Regions from separate parts of the Mus musculus genome. Here region 2 is linked to region 1. A link is a loop called in an ENCODE intact Hi-C map of the cell type or tissue named here. Cell type or tissue: left cerebral cortex. All regions are shown on one strand. Links, peaks and the distances in the headings refer to the core of each region. The heading gives the core; the rest is flanking DNA. Region 1 overlaps Col28a1 (collagen, type XXVIII, alpha 1). Region 2 overlaps Col28a1 (collagen, type XXVIII, alpha 1).

Region 1 (9,981 bases), core at 860-8,859:
TGTGACCAGCTTTTAAAAATGGTTTTATGAATTTTCTGGAGTCTGTAAGGCAACAGCATTGTAATTTCCTGTGAATTGTAACGTCCCATGCCTTATCTCATGTATGCCATGTGAGTGTGAAAAATGTGGCTAACCTCCCAAGAAAAGAAAGCAAATATCTGGTTTTGACTATAGATTTCACTGTTACTTGAAAACCTCAGGGAATTTCTTGAAAAGCTACTTTGTGAGGGGGTGATGAAGAAATCATTCACATTCACGTGGAACTTTCATTTGATAAGATAGTTGTTAGAAGTAAGGCTCAGAGGATCTTTAATTATGTGATATATATATATATATATATATATATATGTATATATACATGGTATATGAATGTGTGTATGTGTCTATGGTGTATGCACATATATGTGTGTATGATATGTGTAGTATTGCTTGTATATGTATGTATGTTTGTATTGTGTATATGTGTATGACAGAGGGGAACAGTGTATGAGTGGTGAATGAGCCATCACATGAGTGTGAAGTCCAGAATAGGATGTTAGATGTCTTGCTCTGTCACTCTTCTGAGTCAGGGTTTCTCATTGAACCTGGAGCTGGCTTGAAAGCCAATAAGACCCAGTGACCCTCTGTCTCTGCTCCTCAATGTGTTGGGATTACATGGTTGACTTTGATACATGGGTGCTGGGAATTTGCAAGAAGGTCTTTCTGCTTGTGCAACAAATACTTTCATCTATTGAGTCTTCTCCCCGCCCACTGTTCTAACATTCTCTAAGTTTAGGATGACAGTAGAAATGCTACCAAATGACACTTTTTATGGTCTCAGTGTCTGCAAAACCTGGAATTTTATTTTATTTTATTTTATTTTTCTTGCATGTGCATGTACGTACACATTCACATGTGTGTGCATGTAGCCATGCATGTGGAGGCCAAGTCTCGCTGTTGTATGCCTTTCTCAACTGCATTCTTTTTTAGTTTTTGAAGTAAGGACTCTCTCTAAACCTGAAGCTCACCGTTTGGCTAGATTACCCGGCTATTGTGTCCTAGGAATCCTCCTGTATCTACCAGTCCTGCACTGATAGTGTAGACATGTCCTTTGTAGAGACTCTGGGGATGCAATTCAGATTCACACACTCTGTACTCACTCAGCCACCTCTTCAAATGTCCTTTTACTTTTACTTTTGAAAGCCTTCTTTCCTGTTCATCTTAAATTATTTTTTAACCAAGAAATAATTGTAGTGTCACATGCAATTCTAAATTAACAACAAGAACAACAACAATACTGTATCGCCATGCAGTCTGTTCTTAACTCAACATCCCCCAGTTGGCAGCATCCTGAATGGCAATGGCATTGATAGTCATGATGCAGTCATTCTGTCACCACAAAAATTACTCTTGCTGTCATTTATAAATATGTGAACTTTCTTACCTCTACCCATAAAGGCTCTTGAGAATCTCTGCTCAACACTACTTTACTGTTGCAGGATATTTGATCCCATTGTGAGCCCTGAGATTGTGTGCTTTACTGAAAAACCTGTTTCTGCTTGTGTAGCACAGCCTTAGCCCACATCTTTAATTCCTGTGGCTGAAATACAGAAACACCCTTAGTACACATCTTTAATCCCAAACAATAAAGGTAAAGTTAGTTAGTAGAAGGAAGAACCCATGTTGAAAAGTGAAGTCTAAGTGGCAGACAGAGTAACAAATCAGAGAAAGACTTGACAGGATAGGATATGACCAACTCTCAGAAGAAACAAGAGAAAAGGGAAGCTACTTAAGAGAGAGCATTGTAGAAACCAGAGGGGGAAGTTTTACAAGGACAGTTGTTCAAAGACAGAGAGAAAACAAGCTAGACACAGGTGAAGACAGAGCAAGCCAGAGAATGAGGAGACAGAAGATTAGAACAGATTGCCAGAGTTAGTATGAGGCCAAGCAGGACAACTCAGAAGAAACCGAAAGAAGCCAGATTGAATCAGTCAGCTTAGAGAAGAGTTCTGAGTCAGATGAGCTGAGATGAACCAGCCAGCCAGAGTTCAGAAAGATCAAGAAAGGGTGAGCTCATTCAACAGTCAGTCCCAGAGAATGAAAACATTCTAGGCCTAGATAAGATGGCACACAGGCCAGAAGCCTCCAGGACTAGACCTAAGCTAGCAGATAGAAGCAGTGAGCCTCGGAGACAGGCACATCAGGAGGATAAAAGATACTCAATCACTCTCCACTTCCATGACGTTCATGCCTGTGGAGTGCAGATGGTGACATGTATGTGAAACACTCAGTACTTTGACTGACACATGCTTGCTGATCTCGAGAGGTTCTTATTGTTATATTGTTATTGCATCAATATTGTTAAAATGTCAGCCATCCTAAAAAATGGTAACCATAGGATCTAAAATATGGCTCAGAGGTAAAATCTCACAAAGTGGCCTAAGCTCGACAGCCTGGGTTTTATCCCTAGTAGCTGTGAAAAGATAGAAGGAGAGAACCAATCCTATGAAGTTATTTTCTGACTTCTTAATATATACCGTGGCATGCACAAACCCCATCACATGTAGACCCACATAGAATAATTAATGAAATTAGTAAGAAAACTATTTTAAATAATTTTAACAACACATATATCTCCTTCTTCAATAATCACGCTGTTATGGATCTCAGAGGAAGCCTAGTCATTTGTAGAGCAGTAAGGTCCTTTCACCATAGACTGAATGCATAAGTTAGAAAATAAGAATAAAAGACAAAGGGCCAGCTGCGAAGACCCCCTTCTGGGATAGACATCTCAAAATATCAACCACTGTAAATAAAGCAAATAAAACTATAAATAATGACAAATCCAAGTTCTTTTCCAGTCACTTAAAAAGGCCATTGACTTGAAGGCAAGTGTTTAGGCAAGGAAAAAGTTCTATTAGGAAATCCAGCATTCCAAAGATAGGGGCTCTCACTAGCAAAAATCCATTTTGCTTAGTACCTGAAGGTGAAAGGCTCAGGTAGGAATTTTAGGGAGGTTTGTCAGATAGGTAGATACCAAGACAGTTACAAACTTAAGTGGGCTGCTTTTCCTAAAGTACAAACTGCTATATCCTGGCAAGGTCACTAGATGTCCTGACTTCCTTCCTTCCTTCCTTCCTTCCTTCCTTCCTTCCTTCCTTCCTTTCTTTCTTTCTTTCTTTCTTTCTTTCTTTCTTTCTTTCTTTCTTTCTTTCTTTCTTTTCTTTCTTGTTATTTTGTTTATTTATGTTTCAAATGTTATCCCTTTTCCCGGTTTCAATTCTGAAAACCCACCACTCTACCACCCCTCTCCCTGCTTCCACTAGGGTGCTCCCCCATCCACCCACTCCCTCCCACAGCTCTATCATTCCCCTACCCTGGGACATCAAGCCTTCACAAGACCCAGGGCTTCTCTTCTGATCAATGCCAGACAAGGTCATTCTCTGCTACACATGCAGCTGGAGCCATGGGTCCTTCTTGTGTACTCTTTCATTGTTGGTTTAGTCTCTGGGAGCTCTGGGGGGGGGGTGTCTACTTGGTTGATATTGTTGTTCTGGCTTGTTGGTTAAGAGCACTGACTGCTCTTCCAGAGGTCCTGAGTTCAATTCCCAGCAACCACATGGTGGCTCACAACCATCTGTAATGGGATCTGAAGCCTTCTTCTGGTGTGCCTGGCTTCTTTAAATGTAAGAATAAGGTAATTATTAGAAAGTCTTGTGCTGGCTGGGCATGGTGGTATACACCTTTTCATTCAAGGCTGGCTTCAACCTCAGAGATCCATCTGCCTCTGCCTCGAAAGTGCTGGGATCAAAGTTGTGCACCCTCAGATTCTAAAAGGTATCTTTAATCTGAGAACAGGAAAAAATGGTCCCCTGGGGAGGGGGAAAGACAACTGTCACTCGAAAAGATAGTGAAGTGCAACTTTTCATAGAACAGTTGCAACCTGCCAGATGGCTCCAGTCAGTGGTGACACCTCTAGCACTTTCAGTCAGTGGGAGAGTCTGTCATCTCCAAAGTTAGTGATTTTTAAAATCAGCTAAAAGCAGCAGAGTTGGAGAACTTATTTAGGTTTTCACCCAGTTACAGTTACAGTTAGAAAACATCATAACACATGCAGCCCTGCCTCATTGATACACGGGAGAGCAAGGCTCTCATAGAGGTTAGGGGCAGAGTCAGAATTCAAGTAAAACTAAATATTACCTAAACGTTCTTGTATAAAATTTTTTTCAAGAATCAGAAAGTAGAAAGACTTGAATGACTAATAGCTACATGCTCATTATTCAACTTCAGAAATTATTAATCTGCTCATTTTCTTAAAAAGATTTTGAATCTGAGTCTGCTGTCATTTATATGACTCCAGAGTGTTTGCTATTCTAAAGGGTGTCTCAGAGAACAAACCCTAGCAAAGAGAAAGACAGGAATCAAACCAAGGATATAGTGTAAGAAACACAGGCAGATGGTCGATCGACACTTACAATGTAAAAAATTTGCTCACTTTCTCTTTTCTTTATTTCTTTTTTTCTTTTTCGGAACAGTAGCCTGGAGAACACAGACTTAGTCTAAAGGGACGCTGTTCCTTTAAGTTGCTTACTGATCCCACCCAGATCTTGCACCTTGGCCAAATGCCTGACCACTCTAGTAAACAAGAATAAGAGATTGAAAAAAAAATCAAAAGCAAAGACAATTATTTCCCAGAGTACCAAACAATATCAAATAGCTAACTCTACTTAGCAATAGTCCTTGCTGTGGACATCTGCTACACTGTTCTCTTTCCTGTCTGACAGACTTCCTAAGGTAAGACAGAGCTGCTTGGTTTTAATCCTTAAACTCCATCTAGGAACTGTGCAAGGATAAACGGCTGATGATCTTGTCATGTGAAGAAAACTTATTGAAAACTTTGCCCTCTGCTGTGACTCAAAACCAATTGTTAGACAAACATGAATACTGGCTAAGTATGTAAACTTAAGACTAAATATTAAAGATACTTAATTTTTCCTTTTGCAAATTTTATTCTAAATTTACAATCTACTAAACTGTAGCACAATAATGTTAATATCTTTGGCGGGAACTTTTTAAAAATTTGAAATGGATTTCTACAATTCAGAATTCATTTTAGGATATTTTAGCATTTGACTAATTTAGAAATTTGAATAAAAATTATCCAATCATTTTGTCTTCATGTAGAAACCAGGAAAATGCAAATACTGAGGTAAAATTATTAAAATCTACTAAAATTTGTTTTATTTCTGAAAAATTATACAATATAGTCTCTTGAATGTATTGACCCTGTTAATTGACTTGAAATAAGTTTTAGGTAAAATTTCAAAATACAGCATTTGTCAAAAGAGCTGCATTTTAAATAAAATTTAGCCATAGCCATATTGACATTGAGGTTTTAATTTCTGTCATTTAACTAACTGTACTCTCTATCTCTTTTAATCATTTGTACATCTTTCTAAAAGATAAGAACTATTAAGAACTCAGGCAATAGGATGCTCTGAAAGTGGTTAGAAGTGGGTGACCTCTCACAGTGTCTAACAGAGTCAGGGAGGTCGGGGAGATAAGAGAATGGAAAAGCTAGAGAAAGAAAAATAAAGCCAAGAGGATTCCCTGCGGACCCCACAGGAAAGCAAAAAAGTTTGTGTCAGGTGCCTAACCAACAGCCTCAGAAGAAACCATAACACAGAGATATTATGGTTATTGTCATGCTTGAGTGGTGTCAGTGGCTATTAGACACATGAGGATTAAGTTCTATGGTCCGGAATGCCTGAGATGTTTCTCCTGGTATGGGTGCAAGAAAGAAAACCCCTGTATAACATTAATGATTTGTTTTTCCCTCTGAAAATGCAGTAGCAGCTGTGTGTGTCTACACAACTTTATCTTTTCACTAAGCTTCAGAATCAAAGAAGCAGCTCTTTCATGTTCACCTTGGCTAAAACAGGGGTGCCATTTCTATGTTCTATTTCCTTAGCCCAGTTCTAGTGGGGTTTAGTTTGTGTTTTTGCTTTGACTACCCACTGCCTTCAGATCTTAGTATAGCTGGTCGAGAGCTTGGTTGACATTTAGACAATTGCTCTCAGCACATGCGCCAACACAGGTGCTTCACACAGAAGTGAAGTTCTGTTAATAAGCTTCCTGCTGCCTGCTATTTGAGGAAGAAACAGTGGCCTGAAGCCAGCAGTAGCGTTATCTCCAGCCAAACAGTTTTGCTTCTTTGTGGGATTTAATCCATCTGCCTGTCTGAAAGAAGTCCGTCTCCCAGCTCACCCATCACTGCCGTTGCATGTATTATTCCCACCCTGGATTGAAGAGTCTGGAAAAATCATGGTCGTGAATTTCCAGTTCACATTTTCTGAAGGCAAGGTGCCAAAAGGAGGAAAATGTGATTCCTTTTCCAGACCTTGTGGAGTTAATGCAGCCGAAGGAGGCAAGCACTCGGAAACCACGCCGATTGTCAATTCTAAATAAACCTTTTGTTCCTGTTCCCTTGGGTATCCTGAGCTAGCAACATATCAGTCTCCTTTTGTCAGGAAATTCTGTGGATTTAAACATCACTGTGTGTGCAGCTGGGCATATTGAACTGATACAGATGACTGAGAATTTTAATAGAGAATTAGAGTTTTCATTGTTTACATAGAAAAAAATAGTTGGGTTAAAGGGGTAGGCCTCTGACTTCAGATCTTTCCCCATTTTGCTTGGAAGTCTCTTTTAAGCAAACCTAGTGGGTTTTGTAGTCAAATTAATTTTTATTCATTAGATATGCAGTTCCACTGTGGAACCTGATGAAGATAAACTTTCCAAAGCAAGAGAAAAGAGAAAAGAGAAAAGAGAAGAGAGAAAAGAGAAGAGAAAAGAGAAAGGAGAAAAGAGAAAAGAGAAAAGAGAAAAGAGAAAAGAGGAGAGAGAAAAGAGAAAAGAGAAAAGAGAAGAGAAAAGAGAAAGGAGAAAAGAGAAAAGAGAAAAGAAAAGAGAAAGGAGCTATGGAAAGCTGAGGAAGAATTTTATTCTAACTTGACTTGATTCACTGACGCTGTGTGCACATCACAGCAAGACTGAAAACGTAGTGGTTCTGTGTGACCCAAAGAGTTGGCTTTGCTAAGCATCAGTTATAGTAAAAATGAATATAACAAACATGCAGTCACCTGAATTCACTCTGAGCGATCTGGAAATGATAAAGCAGATACTGGGATGGAAGCATAGTCCCAGAACAGTGTGGGACTGAGAAACTGATCAATGGCATTCCCTATTCCAAGCTCTCTGTAATATAGGAAGAAAGTAGTGCTGCTTAAATACAATGACTTCGATAGAAGTGAATGCTTACCAAGAAATGTCTGGTCATGGTACCATGACTTGCTTAGCTTAGAAACTTTAAAAATCTCAGTGTGAGTGTTTTACTTGAAATGTGAATGTGTGTGTGTGAGTGTATGTGTGTTTGTTTGTGTTTGAGTGAGTCAGTGTGTGTGTGTGTGTGTGTGTGTGTGTAAAGTTCAGAGGATAGCTTTCTGAAATTAGCTCTCTCCTTACTCTGTGTGTTTGAGTGAGTCATGGTGTGTATATGTGTATGTGTGTATGTGTGTGTGTGTGTGTGTGTGTGTGTATGTGTGTTTGTGTTTGAGTGAGTCAGTGTGTGTGTATATATATGTGTGTGTGTGTATATATGTGTGTGTGTATATATGTGTGTGTGTATATGTGTGTGTGTGTATGTGTATATGTGTGTGTGTGTGTATGTGTGTGTGTATGTGTGTGTGTGTGTGTGTGTGTGTGTGTGTATGTGTGTGTGTGTGTGTGTGTGTGTGTGTGTGTGTGTGTGTGTGTAAAGATCAGAGGATAGTTTTCTGAAGTTCTCTTCTTATACTACGTGGGTCCTAGAGAATCAAAGTCAGGTCATCATGATTGGTGTCAAGTTCCTTAACTTACCATGTTGTTGGCCCAAATCACAGCCTTTGACTCTACAGGCTTGAGACTATTTATTTATGTTTAATTAGTTAATTAATTAATTTATTCTCTCTCTCTCTCTCTCTCTCTCTCTCTCTCTCTCTCTCTCGCCTGACAGGTAACTTGTGTATATTTTATGACTTCCAGCTGGTGTTTTTATGGGAGTCTAGAGTGTACAAATGAGTCTCGGTTTTTTGTGCCTTCTTTTGGGTTCTTTTTTCATCACATTACAATTCCTTAGAAACCTGTTTGTTTTCTTGTTCTTTTCTTTCTTTTTTTAAAGACTTATTTATTTAGACTGTCACTCTCTTTAGACCTACCAGAAGAGGGCATTGGATCCCACTACAGATGGTTGTGAAATGCCATGTGGTTGATGAGAATTAACTCAGGACCTCTGGAAGAGCAGTCAGTGCCCTTAAGCTCTGAGTCATCTCTTCAGCCCACCTTCTTGTTTTCTAATGAGAGACAGGAAGGGGATGGATCTGGGTGGGAAGGGAGATGGGGAAGGACTGGGAGGAATAGAGGGAGGAGAAACCGTAATCAAGAAATGAGGAAAATTATTTTCAATAAAAGAGAAAAGGTAAATATTACCTTTTATGGAAGTATTTATAACTGAATTTTCCATTTCAAGGTGTTACCAGGCAGATGAATTTTTACCATCTACCATAATGAGGAGAAGAGACGTTGCCTTCTGTCTTCTGCTTTTGCCAGCTTTTATGACTCAAGCAGTGTATGGACAAAGAAAGAAAGGACCAAAGCCAAACACACTTGCAAGGAAAAATGACTTCCAGGGTAAAAAAAAAGAAAGCATTTTTTTTTAAAGTTTTAGTTTTAGCCTGTGAAATCACTAACATAAGATTTTAAAATAGTGTTTGGTTTAAATAGCAAATCATGTGTAGTATACATGTAATATTCTGCTTGATAAACTTATACCACTGTAGTAATAAGCCCTAAGTATCTAGATTTTAGAGATTTAGAACACTTTGTTTCATTTTAACTTCAATTGTAAATCAGAACACTTAAATGACATATTTAAGGCCAGAGACAAGTCAGCTATTAAGAAACCGATCTAGAATTCATTTTCAACTTTGAAAAGTTTCTTTTCCTGTTCTATTCCTATGATGAATGCAGACACATTTTCTCATTTGGTTTCAAGGTACTAATATGATGTAACCCAACTGTTAGACAGACATTTTTTTGATTTACCTTTTGACGCCTTTTCCTAGTATTTAATTTTAAAAATATGCTGCACTTTCTTTTTTTAATGCTTTAAGTGGTATAACCTTTGTGTTCTCTTTCAGATGCCATTTGCTTCATAGATGTTGTCTTTATCTTGGACAGCTCAGAAAGCTCCAAAATTGTACTCTTTGATAATCAGAAAGATTTTGTGGACAGCTTGAGTGAGAAGATTTTCCAGTTGACTCCTGGCCGTTCATTAAAATATGACATCAAGCTGGCAGCCCTTCAGTTTAGCAGCTCGGTCCAGATTGATCCACCCTTGTCTTCTTGGAAGGATCTCCGGACATTTAAGCAGCGGGTCAAGTCTCTGAATTTAATTGGGCAAGGTACCTTTTCTTATTATGCCATCTCCAATGCCACAAGGCTACTTAAAAGAGAAGGGCGTAAAGATGGCGTGAAGGTGGCTTTGCTGATGACTGATGGCATCGATCATCCCAAGAGCCCAGATGTCCAAAGTATTTCTGAAGATGCTAGAATTTTGGGAATATCATTTATCACCGTTGGACTTTCCACTGTGGTCAATGAAGCCAAACTTCGTTTGATATCTGGGGATCCTTCCAATGAACCCGTTCTACTATTGAGTGACCCAACACTTGTAGACAGAATTCAGGAACGCCTGGTAGGTACCTAGAGGGATATATATATATATATATCCTTGCTGTATAGTCATATTGCAGTTATTTAACAGTAGATACAAAACATTGACAACGTAGGATTCTCATTGGATACAGAACATGAAACTTTCTGGATTTTCTTTCCACTACCTTGACAATCTACTGGGAATATCAGAAGTTTGTTCCCTGAAGCTACATCCCTAACTTTGTCATA
Region 2 (9,981 bases), core at 725-8,724, 110 kb after region 1:
GAGCTTGGTGGCAGCTGTGGCCGGGAGCACAGAGAGGCCTTCTATAGGTGGCTCTAAAGGCAAAGGCCTTCTCCTTGGCTCCCCATATCGAATCTCGATGAAACGAGGCAGTCTATGGCTTTAAGGCATTTATTGTCGTGGCAGAAAGTTGATAGCAAAGCCACCCCCACTTTTCAGGGTGGTCCTGAGGTTAAATACCTTTTCCAGGAAGGGGTGTTTGGGAAGGAAAGCTTATTGGCTAAGCCCTTCAGGCCTTTAGGTGCCTCATTAAAATGAAGATCTGTCTTGAGCCTATGTGACCACATGTCCTCTACATGTGGAGGGGCTTGGGGCATTGCCCTTACATGACTGAAGGCCACAAACCTATGGGGGGCGGGGTGCAGCTAGTAACAGGGGCCTGGTGTCTGGGAATCAGGCAAAGTGCCTACTGTTCCTTCAGGGTTTCTGGGATTTCAAGCCTTCGCTCAACCGGGAACCAGGCTACCTTTTATGGTCCCACAATGCACTGCCTCTCTATGGCACAGTAAGTGCTCTTTTCTACAGCCTGACTCAAGGAGACTGAAAGACTAAAGACCCATGGCAAAACACCATCATATGTAAGAGAGCTTTCTATCTCTGCCCCAGCAATAATTTTTGGGGTAATTGTAAGAATCTCAGTGAGAGGTGTAGCTGGAAGTGCAAGGTAAATCGTGCATATAGACCTCGAGATGCTCTCGTCAAAGGCCAGGTGGGGTTAACTCAGGACTAACTCTGATCTTTTTCTTATTATCATTAATCATTCCATTTGTTTGCATCTCAAACGATATCCCACTTCCCAGTTACCCCTCCACCAACCCCTATCCCACACCTACCCTCCCACCCACCCACACTCTCCTTCCCTACTGCTCCAGCATCCCCCTACTCTGGGGCCCCCCTACTCCCCAGGACCAAGGGTCTCCCTCCTGTTGCTGTCAGGCAAGGCCATCCTCTGATGCCTATGTATCTGGAGCCATGGATCCCTCCTGGTACACTCCTTGGTTGGTGGTCTAGACTTTGGGGGAACTTGGTAGTCAGGCCAGCCTATGTTGTTCTTCTAATGGGGTTGCAATTCCCCTCCGCTCCTCCAGTCCTTCTGCCAGCACCCCCACCAGGTTCTCTGAGGTCAGTCTGATGATTGGCTCCAAGCATCTGCCTCTGCTTTCATCACTTGCTGGCTGGACCTCCCCAGGAACTGCCACACTTGGTTCCTCTTGACCACGGCAACAGTTTGGGTTTGGTGTCTGCAGGCACGATTTATCCCAAGGTGGGGCTGTTCCTCCGTTGGCCCTTCCTTCAATCTCTCTCCCATTTTTTTTCTCTCTGTTTTTCCTTTGGACAGGAACATTTCTGGGTTAAAGAAAACTTTGAAATGGGTGGGTAGCCCCATCCCTTGACCAGGGGCTGTGCCTATCTACTGAAGGTGGTCTCCACAGGTTCTAGCTCCCCCTTCTCTGCACATTATGGGAACCTCAGTTTCTCTGGTGTCTGAGACCATCTAGTGGCTATCCCCAATTCCTCATCCCCCCCCACCACCTATTTTTATTCAATTTTCTGACCCTCTGTACCTCTCTCACATCTCCTCTGGTTCCTGATACTGCCACCCTTATTTCCTCCTCCTCCTTTCTCCCTCCCTTGTCACCCTCTCCTTCTACCTCCCGCCTTGACCTGTTCCCCACTAAATACAGGACTGAAGCATCCACCCTCGGTTTTCCTTCACCCCAAGCTCCATATGGTCTGTAGGTTGTATCATAGGCCCTGTGAGCTTTGGGTTAGTATCTATCCACTTATTAGTGAATACATTCCATGTGTGCTCTTTTATGTCTGGGTTACCTCACTCATGATGGTATTTTCTAGTTCCATCCATTTGCCTGCAAATTTCATGAAGTCATTGGTTTTAATCACTGTGTAGTACTCCACTGTGTAAATGTACCACATTTTCTGTATCCATTCCTCTGTTGAGGGACTTCTGGGTTCTTTCCAGCTTCTGGCTATTATAAATAAGGCTGCTATGAACATAGTGGAGCATTTGTCCCTGTTATATGATAGAGCATCTTTTGGGTACATGTCCAAGAATGGTATAGCTGGGTCTTAAGGTAGAACTATGTGCAACTTTCTCAGGAACCACCAGACTGATTTCCAAAGTGGTTTTACCAGCTTTCAGTCCCACCAGCAATGGAGGAGTGTTCCTCTTTTTCCACATCCTTGCCAACATCTGCTGTCACCTGTATTTTTGATCTTAGCCATTCTGACTGGGGTGTAACTCTGATCCTTGAATAAGCCTTGATGTTGTCAACAAGCCAATCTGTGTTCTGATATGAAGTCGTTTCTTCTTTAACACATAACATCTATCAAAACAGTAAAGTTTAATAAAGTCGAAAGGTTCAGTATATAAATATCATTACCTCCTGCTCCAAATGAAACATTGGTAAACCCTTTTGTTATTATACTAAATATTTCCCTACAGGGAACAGAAGCTTATTTCTGTTTAAAATAAGATATGAAATAAAATATGTTAAATATATACTTGGCTGTGTTTATATAGCAAAGCAAGCATATGGCCATCTATATTTTCAGAGAGTAGCTAGTTATGAATATTTATACAAGTATTATTACATTAAGTTATCATGTTACATCTTCATATGTAGTATCAATAACAACAAAGATAACCAACATTTAAAATTTAGTCCTTAACATTCTTCTTTGTCAGATTATTTAATATGCAGACTAAGGTATTTTCTGATTGATTTTATATATCATATTCCTGAAAAAAATCTCTTGTACTTAATTTCATATTTTTCATTATTTTTTGGCAAAAATATCAAGAAGACAGTGCTCTTACTTGCAAATTTTTATCCTACCTTTTTGATTTTTTAAAAGTAGCAGATGTATTTTCAAAAGTCACACTGTGCCTTTTCCAAAACTCATTTTGAACTTCCACTTTGAACTGCTTGCAGAAGTAGGGGTAAGGGAGGAAGAGAACCAGACTCTACCTGGCTTTGCTCATCTGTTCCCTTCTGCACTGCCTTTCCTCTCTTCCTCGACTCTTGTCTCTTCCTGTGTAGAATGTGTTAGCCACAGAACTCTCACTCAGAAAAAGACACTAGGAACATGAGCTAGGCTTAAAGTCAAAGAAAATTTTCAATTATAGATTTTAAAATAAAGGAGATTTTGGAAGCAAACACTAGCTCATAAATAATTTTAAAAATCACCTCTCCTTTTGCATAGAGGCTCTGAGTCTCCATCTGGCCTTCCCTTCTGAAGGAGACTACTGACGCGCGCATGCACAAACATACACAGACGTAAACGAGGAAAGCAAAGGAGATACTTTTAAAAGTCTATTGAGTTAATGTTGTCCTTCTGGTAAAGTAAAGATCAGATTAGCACAAATATGTCAGTGACAGGCAACAAAAGCTTGGCACCCATATATTATATATATATATATATATATATATATATATATATATATAATATAACAAATATTCCTGTTACTTGGAGTTAAATGTCAGAAACTGCAAGTATTTAGAGGTGTGTGTGTCCACATTTTAGCTTGATGTGTTTTTAATTTAAACTCTGTGTAGTCACCCTAAAACCTTGGCCTCAAGGCATCAACTTGCAAAACAAATGTGTTTTGAAATGAGGAAACTATTAAGGTTGATGATTAATTTATGATGGCTTATGTGATATTTAGTTAAGGTCACATATGTTTAGCATATGACACCAACATTGGAATCAAAGCTTCTATGTTTTCAAACATATAAAAAGCAGTGCCTGGCACCTAGCACCTTGTGGTACTCTGATTTTTTTTTCCTAGTAGAAAATGTATAGACCATCACATTTTGGCAAGAGTTTCTGAGCTCTTTCAAAATTCTCCTAAAACAATTTCAAGAAATTTCAAGGACCACAGTAGATGTAGGACCTGGGAAACACACTGGCCAAGGACCAAAGCAGTCAGTCTCTTGTTGAGTGGAAAAAGCTCACACTGTGTCCCGAGTTCTACACCCATAAACCACTGGACCACTGATAGGAACCATCCTCAGAGACCTTACCCATCTCTGTTTGCGTTCCTCCATTGGAGAATAAAGAGAATCCTTGTGATTTCAAGACATTTTTTGCATACTTTCAACTTCCTTTTAGGGGCTGCAGCTAAGTCATTGCTCTTAAGTCTTTACCAAAAAGCCCCCCAAATGGCCAGAAGCTGGGAGGAGAACCTCAGATAAGCCACAAGCTTGAAGTTGTTGTTTTAGGAGTTATTGAAATAGAATACCAGGATGGCTCTCTGAGTTCTTCAAGGGCAGATTCATCTAGCCTGGTCCTCTTTGCTCTGTTATTGCTTGGAAAAGCCAAGATTGTACCAGAGCCTGTGGAATGGTTTTATGTACACGTATCCTTCAAGCTAACTTGGATTTGGGGACATGCAAATGGCCACTTAGCTATCAAATAGTTGAAATAAAATATGTGACCTGAAGGACTATTGTTTTTTTTTTTGCTTTGAATTATGATAATGTTATCATTAGCACTTATTTCCTAAATAATTCTAAAACACTGCATTTTGAACATTTCCCCCATTTTACAGAGGAGGAAATTCATGATCAGAGGTTGAGCAACATTGCTCTTTACAGTGTAAATACTTCCGCAGCGTGTATGCATGAGAGTGAATCTAGGAATGTAATGAGTTACTGACTGAATGAAGACAGGACGATTTTCCAGTCTCCAATATAGTTTTGCATATAGTTAGATTGCTTTTCTTTTTCTTCTAGCTTTGTCATCACCAAAACCTAGATTATAGAAACTGCAAAGAAAAGCACAAACACAAACCAAAAAGAGTTAAACATCCCCCCAAAATTAAATATTGAGTATTGTAAATGCATCCTTTATTTGACAAAAGTGGCTCATAGTAATAAATTAAAATGCAAGTCTATGTGAAATTCCACTGAGTATCATAATTCTAAAAATGTTTCCCAGCATCTGAATTGCTTCTCTGTTCTCAGCAATGGCTCACATATGTGCGCGCTGCCACCGAGTCTTGGCAGAATAGAGGACCAATTCACACAGAGCTGCATGGAATCTGGGGCTTCCATCGGCAGATGCAGTCTGGACAAGGAACTCCATTTTGAGCAGGCCAGACAAGAAGGGCTAGTCAAGGATGCAGGCTTAGGGATAACGATATTAAGAATTCATGATTTCAAAGTAGTCTAGAAACCACCTCTTCATGGTGTATTCCAAATTTGGAGGATGCAGGAAGTGAGTGTGAATCTGTAAGGGGTTCAGGGATACTTATAATCAAAATATATTGTCATGAAATTCTCAAAGAATTTTAAAAAACATGTTAAAAATTGCTAAAGAATGGAACATGAGCTCAAAATATGAAGAGTTAAAGCCAGAAACATGTGAGGTTTGAAGGTTAGGGAGCTTGACCTGTAGGCTTCTAAAGAGGTTAACTTCAGGACCTAGGACATTTGATGAGGTAACTTTTCAAGGTAGTTCTCTGTGAAAGCTGAGCTCACTCCAGCCTGCCCACTACTTTAAATACTGCTTTCTTTTCTGTTTGCTGTTTTCTGTGGCTGCATTCCACTTCACTGGAGTGCACACATACTTCTCTGCAGCCCTGAAGATAAACACGAAACCCTGAACATTCATGACTGGCATCAGCATCAATAACGTTTTGTGGTTTTTGTGATGCAGACTAGAGGAACTTCCTCCCTATGAAAAGCTCCAGATTTTGAGATTACCAACAAGCCTCAAAGTTCTACAGCAAGCTTTAAAGTTATCAGGAACTAAGAGAGACATGTGTTTGAGGGTGAATGTAAATGGTAGAGGAGGTAAAATTTAGAGCTAGGAAGGAAGGAAATGTGAGAGCAACTTGAACGCTATCCTTTCTAGAGCCTTCTCAATGGTTTTGTATTCACATAGTACTTATGCTTGTAATTGTCACTGTTTCTCTGGTGGTATAATGGCCATCAGCGAGACGTGACAGAGGGTTGTGACAAGCATTAGTTGGTCAGTCGTTTACAAGACCATTATCTAGGGGTCTGTATAAAACCTCTAAAATTTCCACTGGCATCACTGTGAGTATGGTATCCAAGAGTTACTAAACCATGGCATTTTCTGGCCTAAGTAACGGTGTTCATGTTTTTGAGACCATCACAGTTACAGTTTAATTTCATTTTGAATTCAGAAAAAGAGAGACATTAACCAAGTGCTAATCACTGCCTTGACTTCTCTTTCCTTATTGAAATTCATGCCCCCCCCATTCATTCATTCATGAAAATGGTTTCATCATTTAGTGAACTCTTCAGAGTGTCACTTCCCGAATAATTCTGAAGACTGATGCTCCGCAGTGGATTCAACTTAGTTTTTGATAAACCAGAAAAGAGTGAGACCACTGCATGAACAACTCTAAATTGCTTTCATACTCCTCTCAAATAATGGCAAGGGTTTCATGGGCAAAAACAAAGGCAGAGAAGTTCAGGAAAGCCTTGTTAGTGTGTGTGTGTGTGTGTGTGTGTGTGTGTGTGTGTGTGTGTGTAAGTCACTCTAATGGGTCAATTATTTTCTAATGGGTCAATTATTTTCTAAAATATTTTATCTTAGTCTTACCCAATATAGGAGGCACAGCAACAGGCTATTTCTTCATCATTGCTGCCTCAGTGCCATTTGTCAGCTCCACGACCTTATGAAGTCATTGAGTCCCCCTTGACTTAGCCTCCTCATCTGTGATTGTACTTCACAGGGTTCTTCTGAAAGATGGATGGAGTGATGTCCCTAAGGTGTTTTCATGAATTTTAATGGGAAGAGAGTCTAATCATCAGCCATCATAGTGTGCATCACTACCAAATGGAGTACACTGTAGGGTGGGTGGAAAGGGAAACAAAGGACTGGTCTAGATAGGTGATCCACGATTAGATTACTGCAAAGTTTGGGTTTGGGGTAAACCACAGAATGAGGAACAGCAGCGAAGAGATGGGGGTAGCAAGGGGGGCCCTAGATAGCCACACACTTATGCAGGTGCTATGGCCTTTTATAACCCGGGGAGAATTTATAACTCAGGATATTTTGCTGTTGTTTTCTCCTTGAAAATATGGCTGACCTGCTATAGGAAAAAGACTTTACAGTCGTACATCTATGGTCTCTGCATTGAATAGCAGCTGAGAAAAAGTCTCTGGAGACAGTGACCCTATTAGATCTGGTTTTATCAGATGTAAAATGAGAAATGGGCACTGAGAGTCATACTGGCTTTGAATTTCACCAAGCTATGTAGGTTTGGGCATGTCCTCTGTCCTCTGAAGCCTCAGTTTCCTTATCTATCAAATGTAGTAAGCTGGGGTTATTAAAATTATGAGTGAAATTACTTGCTGAATAATAAACTCCATAAATGTTCATTATTATTTATCGTAATAATTTTATTATCAATTCCAGCAAAGACTTGCTGATGTAAGGAAAAGGCACATGTAGGAGCAGCTGGTGGTTCATTTTTCCTTTCTTGTGGAAAAACGAAAGTTTTAGTGACGCCCATCACCATCATAGGAACTTGCTTGTTTTTAGAGGAGTCAAAAGGAAACCACTCTGCAAGGTTATGGTAGCTAAAACCTTCACTGGATCATCCATCCACAGGAGCAAGTTCTGTAGTCAGACTTAAATTTGGCCATCCAGAGAAAATGATAGCGATGTCTCCCATCTAGAGTCCCCTTTGTGGGCAATGAGACGGGAAGGCCATCCAAACAGTGCTTGTCTTGAGCGAGAGGAGGCAGATAACTGCAGAGCTTGTTTGGGCTGGGGGGTTAGCAAGTTGGTGGAGTGGTTACCATAAGAAACTCCAGACTTTACTGTTCTGCCCATTGTCTCCTAGTACAAGGGCTCCCTCTGCAGGCTCTAACACCATCCAGTGTAACATGGCTACCTAAATCCATTATTAGAGAATGCTACTCTACCTACTGACAATAAGCCTACATACTAAAAAAATGTCACAGGCAAACACACTTGTTCTTAGGTGCCATTTCTCTGGTGTGGCAGAAGCCATGCTGTTTAGTGGTGACATGAGAGTCCTACACACTCCTCTTTCTTCCATGCCCCAGCTATCATGGTTTAACAGGGACTCATGGTTCAAGGGACAAGAGACATGACACATGTATAATATATATTCTTCATCCGTGGGGTGAGATGCCATCTCTCTATATTTGTAGTTTATCAAATCCTTGATATTGTTGTGGATAGGAAGTATTGTTGATAGAAAACATGGATACATGTTGTAAATATGATCAACACTAGTTGAGAAGACACTTTTAACCCAACACAGGGAAAATACCATGAGTCAAATAGTGGCATGTTGATTTTTCTTTCTTCAAAGAGTGAGATTTTTAAAAGCCCATGCCTTTGTTTATATCCCTTTTTTAAACATTATGATATTTAGTACATACCAAGAATGTATGAAACATTTGCAAATTCTACCTGTAACACTTGTTATCTACCCATGTACCCCTCTCCTTTAGGCATTTGAAATTATCACTTGAATTATTTTTTTTTCCCTACAACACTGCGGCAATACTGACTCATGGTCACTGGTGAGATTTTTATTGGCTGTTGTTCATGAATTTAAGAAAATGTTATTGAGATCATTTGTTGTGAACATTATTAAGCATATAAGAAATCCTCCTGCCCCAGGCTTTCACATTCTCATTACACTTCATCGATTATCAGTGTGCAGTCCATCTTGTTTCATCTGTATTCCCTCCTTCACTCTCCACTGACTTTTTCTGAAACAATCCCCAGACACCATCCACATAAAGATTTGATATTTATCTCTCAAATGAAAGAATTTCTTTTCAGAACATAACTGCAGAACCACTATAAAACCTAAACATCTCAGCAATTTCTTACGATGGCAAATATCTAGTGTTGAAATCTTCCAGTTTGCCTCATGAATTTTTAATAGTTGTTTTGCTCAAATAAGTTAGGTCTGAGTGATGCCCACACATTGCATTAGATTGAGGTATCTCTCTCGTCTCTTGAAATCAATTAAGTTCCCCTTCATTGCACTCTTGTATTCTTCATGAGTATACTGTTTGTACTTGAGGCTTTTGCTGATGCTATCCCCTATCCTCGTGGAGGGGCTTCACTGTGTTTCTCTTTCTGTTTTATAAACTGACAGATCTAGCTACCCATTCAGAGCTAGGTCCAGTTTTTCTAAGTTACATTACTCACAGGTCAGGTGGTGTGTTTCACAGAGGAGGAGTATGGGAACATCATGTGTAATCATCTACTAAATCCTGGGAGGAGAGATGTGATCAGCAGCCCAGGAAAGGCAGCTAGCCTATCTGATTGACAATATATTTAGTTATGCTGGATAAAACCTATTTAGCTATGTTCACTGGTGCTCTCTTTTGCTGAACGGCATTAACCCTGACAGATACTAGCCCTGTCTCTCTTAAGAAGTGGAAGAGAGGTAGATCAGTCATGTGTAGCAGGAGGCCCTCACACAGTACAGACACTTTGTTTATGGGTACAGAGGTTCTCAAGAAAGGAGAGATCATAGAAATGTGTCTGGCACAGGGTATTCTTGTTCTCAGCTTGAAGTTCTTTATGTGAGATAGATCCTTAACACTGGGAGGAGCTTGAAGTCGCTCGGTGCTGACAGTCAGTAGGAGGGAGGTGTTCGAGGGGCAATTAGTGTCTGGAGCTTCAAAGGTATACAAGTACTAGATGGAGCTATGTTGTGTGGACTTCTTCTGAGGAAACTTGAACAAATGTCTACACATCCCAGGTGGAGCATGATGGGAGAAGTAAAAAAATGACTCCACTCAAGTGCAGTTTGGACACCAATGGGTTTAATAGGATCAAACTTACAGGAGCGTGAATGAAGAGTCATCTGCAGGAACTTGGGCAACTTGGGCTTGGGCTGTACTGAGAAAAAAAATACCTCTCTCCTAACAGCCATGTCTATAAATCCTTGGGTAAGATGAGGAGAAT

Evidence for each region. Peaks named below come from ENCODE experiments on the same cell type or tissue, not always from the same donor. Only the 100,000 strongest peaks of a DNase experiment are listed, where the experiment ranks them.
Region 2: it touches region 1 in a loop (2.8-fold over the local background); 16 of 42 quality-filtered maps call a loop at or near these places.

Annotation. Positions count from the first base shown.
Region 1 is chr6:8,174,957-8,184,937 of GRCm38, reverse strand. It overlaps Col28a1 (collagen, type XXVIII, alpha 1), which reads left to right. Exons shown (of 35, transcript NM_001037865.1): 2 at 8,546-8,706; 3 at 9,216-9,772. The coding sequence starts at 8,583. Among named protein-coding and RNA genes, the nearest start is that of Col28a1, 13 kb to the left of the region's middle. In left cerebral cortex, for the core only: a CTCF peak has its summit at 8,246 (motif pointing right); DNase peaks (open chromatin) are centred at 3,944, 6,187, 8,317 and 8,615; H3K4me3 peaks cover 384 bases.
Region 2 is chr6:8,064,275-8,074,255 of GRCm38, reverse strand. All of the region lies in intron 25 of Col28a1 (collagen, type XXVIII, alpha 1), which reads left to right. Among named protein-coding and RNA genes, the nearest start is that of Gm35384, 69 kb to the right of the region's middle. In left cerebral cortex, for the core only: a CTCF peak has its summit at 7,882 (motif pointing left); DNase peaks (open chromatin) are centred at 5,057 and 7,875.